Linked DNA regions of Homo sapiens: region 1 is linked to region 2. A link is a loop called in an ENCODE intact Hi-C map of the cell type or tissue named here. Cell type or tissue: CD4-positive, alpha-beta T cell. All regions are shown on one strand. Each heading gives the region's core, and the rest is flanking DNA. Links, peaks and the distances in the headings are about the cores only. Region 1 has its middle 83 kb from the start of LINC02752. Region 2 has its middle 92 kb from the start of LINC02752.

Region 1 (2,924 bases), core at 111-2,610, 170 kb after region 2:
CCACTGCGCTCGGTCCTTTTATGGTTGAGTAGTATTCCATGATATGTATGTACCACAGATAGTTTAACCATTCAACTGCTGCAGAACATCTGGACTGATTCCAGTTTTTAGCTATTACAAATAAAGCTGCTATAAATATCTGTGCACTGGTTTCTCTGTAAATGTTAAGTATTTCTCCGGAAGAAATGCCTGAACCTGTAACTGCTAGGTGGTATGGCAGTTGCATTTTTTTAAACAAAACTGTTAAACTGTTTTCCAGAGTGGTTGTGCCATTATTTTGATATTATACATTCTACCCATTTTCTAATCGGATAGTTTAGCTTTTTTGCTGTTGAGTTTTGAGAGTTCTTTATATACTCTAGATATTAGTCTTTTGTCAAATACGTGGTTTGCAAATAACTTTTCCCAGTCCACAGATGTTTTTTCATCCTCTTCACATGAGATTTCACAGAGCAAAAGTTAATAATTTTGATGAGATCTAATCTATCAAATTGTGCTTTTGTTGTCAAGTCTGAGCACTTTTGCCTAGCTCTAGATCCCAAAGATTTTCTTCTTTGTTTTTTCTAAAAGTTTTATAGTTTTATGTTTTATATCTAAATCTGTGATCCATTTTGAGTTAATTTTTGCATAAGACATGAGACTTAGATTGAGTTGGGTATTTTTTTATTGCCTTTGTGTCCAATTGCTCCAATACCATTTGTTGGAAAGTCTACTTAAATTTAATTTTAATCTAGGCTAAATTAAAGACATTTGAGGTTTATAATCATTTCCCACACAGGCACAGGAGTAAGCAACAGAGTTCATTAACAGTTAACACAAGCATACATATTTATAGCTAGTTGCTAACTAGTTAAAGTAGTGGTATTAAACAAAAGTTTTAGAAAAATATCTGCAACATATATCACAATTGAAGTTCTAATGTCTATAATACACAAGGAAATCTTAAAAAGTGAGGGCCGGTTGGGCACGGTGGCTCACGCCTGTAATCCCAGCACTTTGGGAAGCCAAGACGGGCGGATTATGAGGTCAGGAGATCGAGACCATCCTGGCTAACACAGTGAAACCCCGTCTCTACTAAAAATACAAAAAAATTAGCCGGGCCTGGTGGTGGGCGCCTGTGGTCCCAGCTACTCAGGAGGCTGAGGCAGGAGAATGGCGTGAACCCAAGAGACAGAGCTTGCAGTGAGCCAAGATCGCGCCACTGCACTCCAACCTGGGAGACAGAGGGAGAGTCCGCCTCAAAAAAAAAAAAAAGTGAGGGCCAAAAACAGAGGCAAAAACACCTGATAGAAAAATGAATAAAGCCAAGTATGGTAGAACATGCGTGTAGTCCCAGCTGCTTATGAGGAGTACCTGAGACGGGAGGGATTGCTTGAGCTTAGGAGCTTGAGACCAGCCTAGATGACATAGATAGACTCCATCTCTAAAAAAGAAAAAGGAAAAGAAATAAAAAAGAATGAGCAAAAGTCACGAACAAACAATTTACCTAAAAAAGATATAAAATGCCCCTAAACACTTATGAGAAGTTGTTCAATTCATTATAAGAAAAATGCAAATTAAAACTACAGTGAAATGACATTTATCACCTATGAATAATAAGCAAAAATTTTAGAACTTGGCAACACTCTATGTTGGCAAGGCTGAGGAGAAACAGACACTCTTACACATTGCTGGTAGGAATGCAAAATGATACAGCCTTATGGGAAGGAATTTGGCAGTATTTAACAACACTATATATGCATTTACCTTTTGTTCCAGAAATCCCACTTCTAGGAATTTACTCTAAAAATAAGCCTGCAGAAATACAAAATTATATATGTACAAGTTTATTCACTGCAGTATTATCTGTCATTGCAAAATATTGGTAATAACCTAAATGCTCATAGATAGATTTATTGAATAAACTAAATTATATCCACACAATGCAGTGCTATGCAGTGGTAAAAGAGAATGAAGATGAAGCAATGTGGAGTGATTTCCAGGAAATATCTTGTAAGTGAAGAAGCAAAGTGCAAAAGAGTATACGTAATATTCTACCTTTTGTGTAGGAAGAGGAAATAAGAAAATTACATGTATTTGCTTACTTAGTTGTGAAAGGAAATTGAGAAAAGATAAGCCAGAAACTAATGAGAATGGTTCCCTACAGGGTAGATGGGCTGGTCTCAAACTCCTGACCTCAGGTGATCCACCCACCTCGGCCTCCAAAAGTGCTGGATTTACAGATATAATCAGCCTCCCACTAGCTGGGACTACAGGCACACCACACCCAGCTAATTTTGGTATTTTTTGTAGAAATGGGATATGCCACATTGCCTAGGCTGGTCTTGAACTCCGAAGCTCAAGCAATCTGGCCACCTTGGCCTCCCAAAGTGTTGGGATTACAGGCATGAGCCACCATGCCGGCCCAGGTCTTCTAAACATTGTTTCTTACAATAATTTGAGGGTTTCTTGAAGAAATGGCTGATTGCAAGTTTGAGCCAAGAAGGACCTGGGATATCTTAAAAGTAAAAAAGTGCTTAAAAAAAAAATGAAGAAGAAGCAGCACATCAAAAAACATAAAGGCCAGTTTGAAGGGGCTTCTCCTGGCCAAATCTGGGTCAATGTGAACATCAAAATACATAGCAATAATAATGACTTAAAACTCATTGAAGGCCAGGCGCAGTGGCTTACACCTGTAATCCCAGAAATTTGGGAGGCCAAGGCGGGCAGATCACCTGAGGTCAGGAGCTTGAGACCAGCCTGGCCAACGTGGTGAAATCCCGTCTCTACTAAAAATACAAAACTTAGCCTGGCGTGGTAGTGCGTGCCTGTAATCCCAGCTACTTGGGAGGCTAAGGCAGGAGAATCACTTGAACCTGGGAGGTGGAGGTTGTAGTGAGCCAAGATCATGCCATTGCACTCCAGCCTGGACAAGAGTGAAACTC
Region 2 (2,924 bases), core at 254-2,753:
CAAAGAGAAGCTTCTCTCCTTCAACTACTACTATTTTCAATTTTTTTTTATTGGGCAGGAAAGAAACTGGACTTTATTAAGCACCTATCACAGGTGCCTTCTTCATAGGTATTATTATCCTCACTCAGCTACTGAGCAAACTGAGGCTCACGGAGGTCATGCTAGCCATGCAGCACAGGAGGGCCAGAGCGAGGATTTGGAGCAAGACCTGCTGTACTTTGTGTGCCCTGTGCACTTCCCTGAATCACAATGCTCTGGTATGTAAATTTAGGCTTCACTGAAGCTGAAGTTCCTGCAATCTTTGGGCCTTGGACCTCTCAACTCATTATCCTTGGGGGAAGGCAGATGTCAGGGACTAAGTGCATACACAGATGGCCATGGTCATGTTCTGAACCATCTTGTTGGAATTCAATAGTTATCTTAAGAGGCTCCAATCCAATAAGCCAAGGAGTTGTTCAGGGCTGAAATGGGGAGCACGTCCTTGATTGTGGGGGGACTTCAGCAATAAACCCATCATGGTCAATCCCCAAGAGGTAATGTAACATTGCCCCCCACCAGTGGACAATGCTACTCTGATCCCTGAGTCTCCTCTAGTGAATTACCTCGGAATTTACTGGTACCTTTCCCAAGGATATTAAAAATGAATTTTAATGTGGGGGAAAGTGCTTTAAAATGAATAACATGTTGTGAAGGATGTATTAATATATATGTATGCATATATACATACCTGTGGGGAACAGACATGTGGTTTATTCATTGGTCCATTTGTTCATGTATATTTATTTCTCCACTTTTGAATTCATGTATTCACTTGTGTTTTTATTTATTTGCTCATTTATTCATTCATTTGTTTTTTAATTTACCCAGTCATCCATTCAGCTATCCATCTAACTAACCATTTATTAACCATCTAACTAACCATTTTCCTGCACCTACTATGTGCTAGGTGGCACACTAAATGTTAGGAACATAGAATTGAATGAAACAAAATTCTACTCTTGAGGAACTCACAGTCTAATGGATTAGAGAACCACTTATATCCGTAAGTGCATTTCAGTGTTTAGGTTCTACAGTAGAGATCTATACAATGTATTTTGGGGGCCCAGAGTTGATTATCCCTGCATAGATGTGAAGGAGAATCTTGACAGAAGAAACACTTGAGTAAGAATTCATCAAGCAAAGGAGGTGGGTGCATGGTAAGAACGAGGGAAAGCACTAAGTTCAACCACGTGGGAATGAATCCATAGCTCCCATAATTTCTCATTCATTCTTTTCTCAGATAGTCATAAGTACTCTGCTCTGGGAAGAATTTATCTGGCAAAAAAAAGAAGACAAAACATTCTTCAATTTATCTGTCTATTTCTACCTGCCACCAGAAGATGGAGGTGATGGTTTTCAGTTTTTCAGGAACTAATCTGAGGTGCAGAAGATATGGACCCTGGAGTATTCAAATGCGGCCTGCAGGGGACCACTCAGCTCTTTTTTTTAGCGTCTAGTCCTGGTAACTGTCACCCTCCAGTGTCTCTGGTCATCCTTAGCTGCCATAGACATAAATTGCTGGAATATAGAAAGAGATTCATTCCAAATAGTAAAAAGGGTATTTATTTGCAGGAAGCAAATACTGTTTGCCACTTAGTTTTGGAAATTTCCCAGCTTTTCTCTAAGGGACTCATAAGATTTATTCTCAATTTATGTAGTATCTTTCCTCCAAATAGCTTTATAAATTTTTTATCAAGATTGTATTTTGGGAACTGAAAACTACCTGATTTCTACCAGATTGTCACATTTGAAAGGAATTTTATGAAACCCAAATGGGATTTTTTAATGTCTATATTTCTTTTTCTTAAATGGGTTTCCAACGAAGGCTTTCAGATTTTCTCTTTTTTTTTTTAAAGAGGACCTTTTATATACAATGTCACAGCCAGAAATATAACATTCAGTAAGTGACATTCTATTTTAATTCACTTTGACAAAATAATGAACTCTACTTGTAGGAGCAATAGAGCCTTGTCTGACAAGGAGATGTCCCTGGAGTTTTGCTATAAATGAAAAAAAAAAACCCCCACAAACGTATTCCTTTTTAAAAAAAAGTTTTTGAAAGAATGGCAAGTTTGAGATTTTGGAAAAACTTTTTGGAAATGATGGTAAATGTCTAAGAATCGGTAGGAAACACCCCACAGTAATCACATGTCCTGCTATTCAGCAGTCATGCTTGGATTTCTGGTTTGGACCAGCACATATCACTGTCCATCCTCTGGATTCAGAGTTCCCATCCCTGTGAGCCACCTTCAGCGCCTGGTGGAAAGGAAAGCCTCTTGGCTTCGGGCACCCTCTGCTTCCTGCCAAAGGCGGGTGAACAAAACATCCCAGTCCATCCTCTCCCAGTGACATACATGGACGCTGGCCCAGTGAAAGTCAACAGGGCCCTGGGGCTAGCAAACCGAACACGGGAACCCTGGCCACAAATCCAGCTCAGAAGCCACCAAATCAGGGCTTCCTAGGGAGGGAGGAGAGTGGAGGCATCTGCCTTGCCTCCCTGTTTTTAACCACTTACGTTTAATGCATCTCATTCGTCAATTTTTTAAAAAATAAAAGCCTGAGGAAGGAAGGAGAGGCTTTCATGTTGAGCCTAGGAATCGAGTTATCAGGAGCGACCTGGAGAAATGAGGTTGCAGACTTTGACCCTAACTGTCCAGCTCTTGGACACTAAGATTATAATTCCCAGCAAAAGAGGGCACAAAGGCTGCCTCAGTCTCAGGGCAGGGAGCAGGGGACTCACTTCAAGGCAAGAGCTGATAGCAAGTGTCCCAGATTACAATACTGGCTGCCACAAGGAGCGATGCATTCTTTTTTTAAGTTGTATTTGAAAAACACTAAAAACAATAAAATCAAAAATCATTTATAAATCAATCACATCTTTTAAA

The links. Peaks named below come from ENCODE experiments on the same cell type or tissue, not always from the same donor. Only the 100,000 strongest peaks of a DNase experiment are listed, where the experiment ranks them.
Region 1: a loop joins it to region 2, with 11 times the contacts of the local background. A loop is called at or near these places in 7 of 110 quality-filtered maps.

What each region holds. Positions count from the first base shown.
Region 1 is chr11:11,030,989-11,033,912 of GRCh38, reverse strand. No RefSeq gene overlaps it. Among named protein-coding and RNA genes, the nearest start is that of LINC02752, 83 kb to the left of the region's middle. In CD4-positive, alpha-beta T cell, for the core only: no CTCF peak of the experiment used is centred there; no DNase peak of the experiment used is centred there.
Region 2 is chr11:11,206,131-11,209,054 of GRCh38, reverse strand. No RefSeq gene overlaps it. Among named protein-coding and RNA genes, the nearest start is that of LINC02752, 92 kb to the right of the region's middle. In CD4-positive, alpha-beta T cell, for the core only: no CTCF peak of the experiment used is centred there; a DNase peak (open chromatin) is centred at 1,414.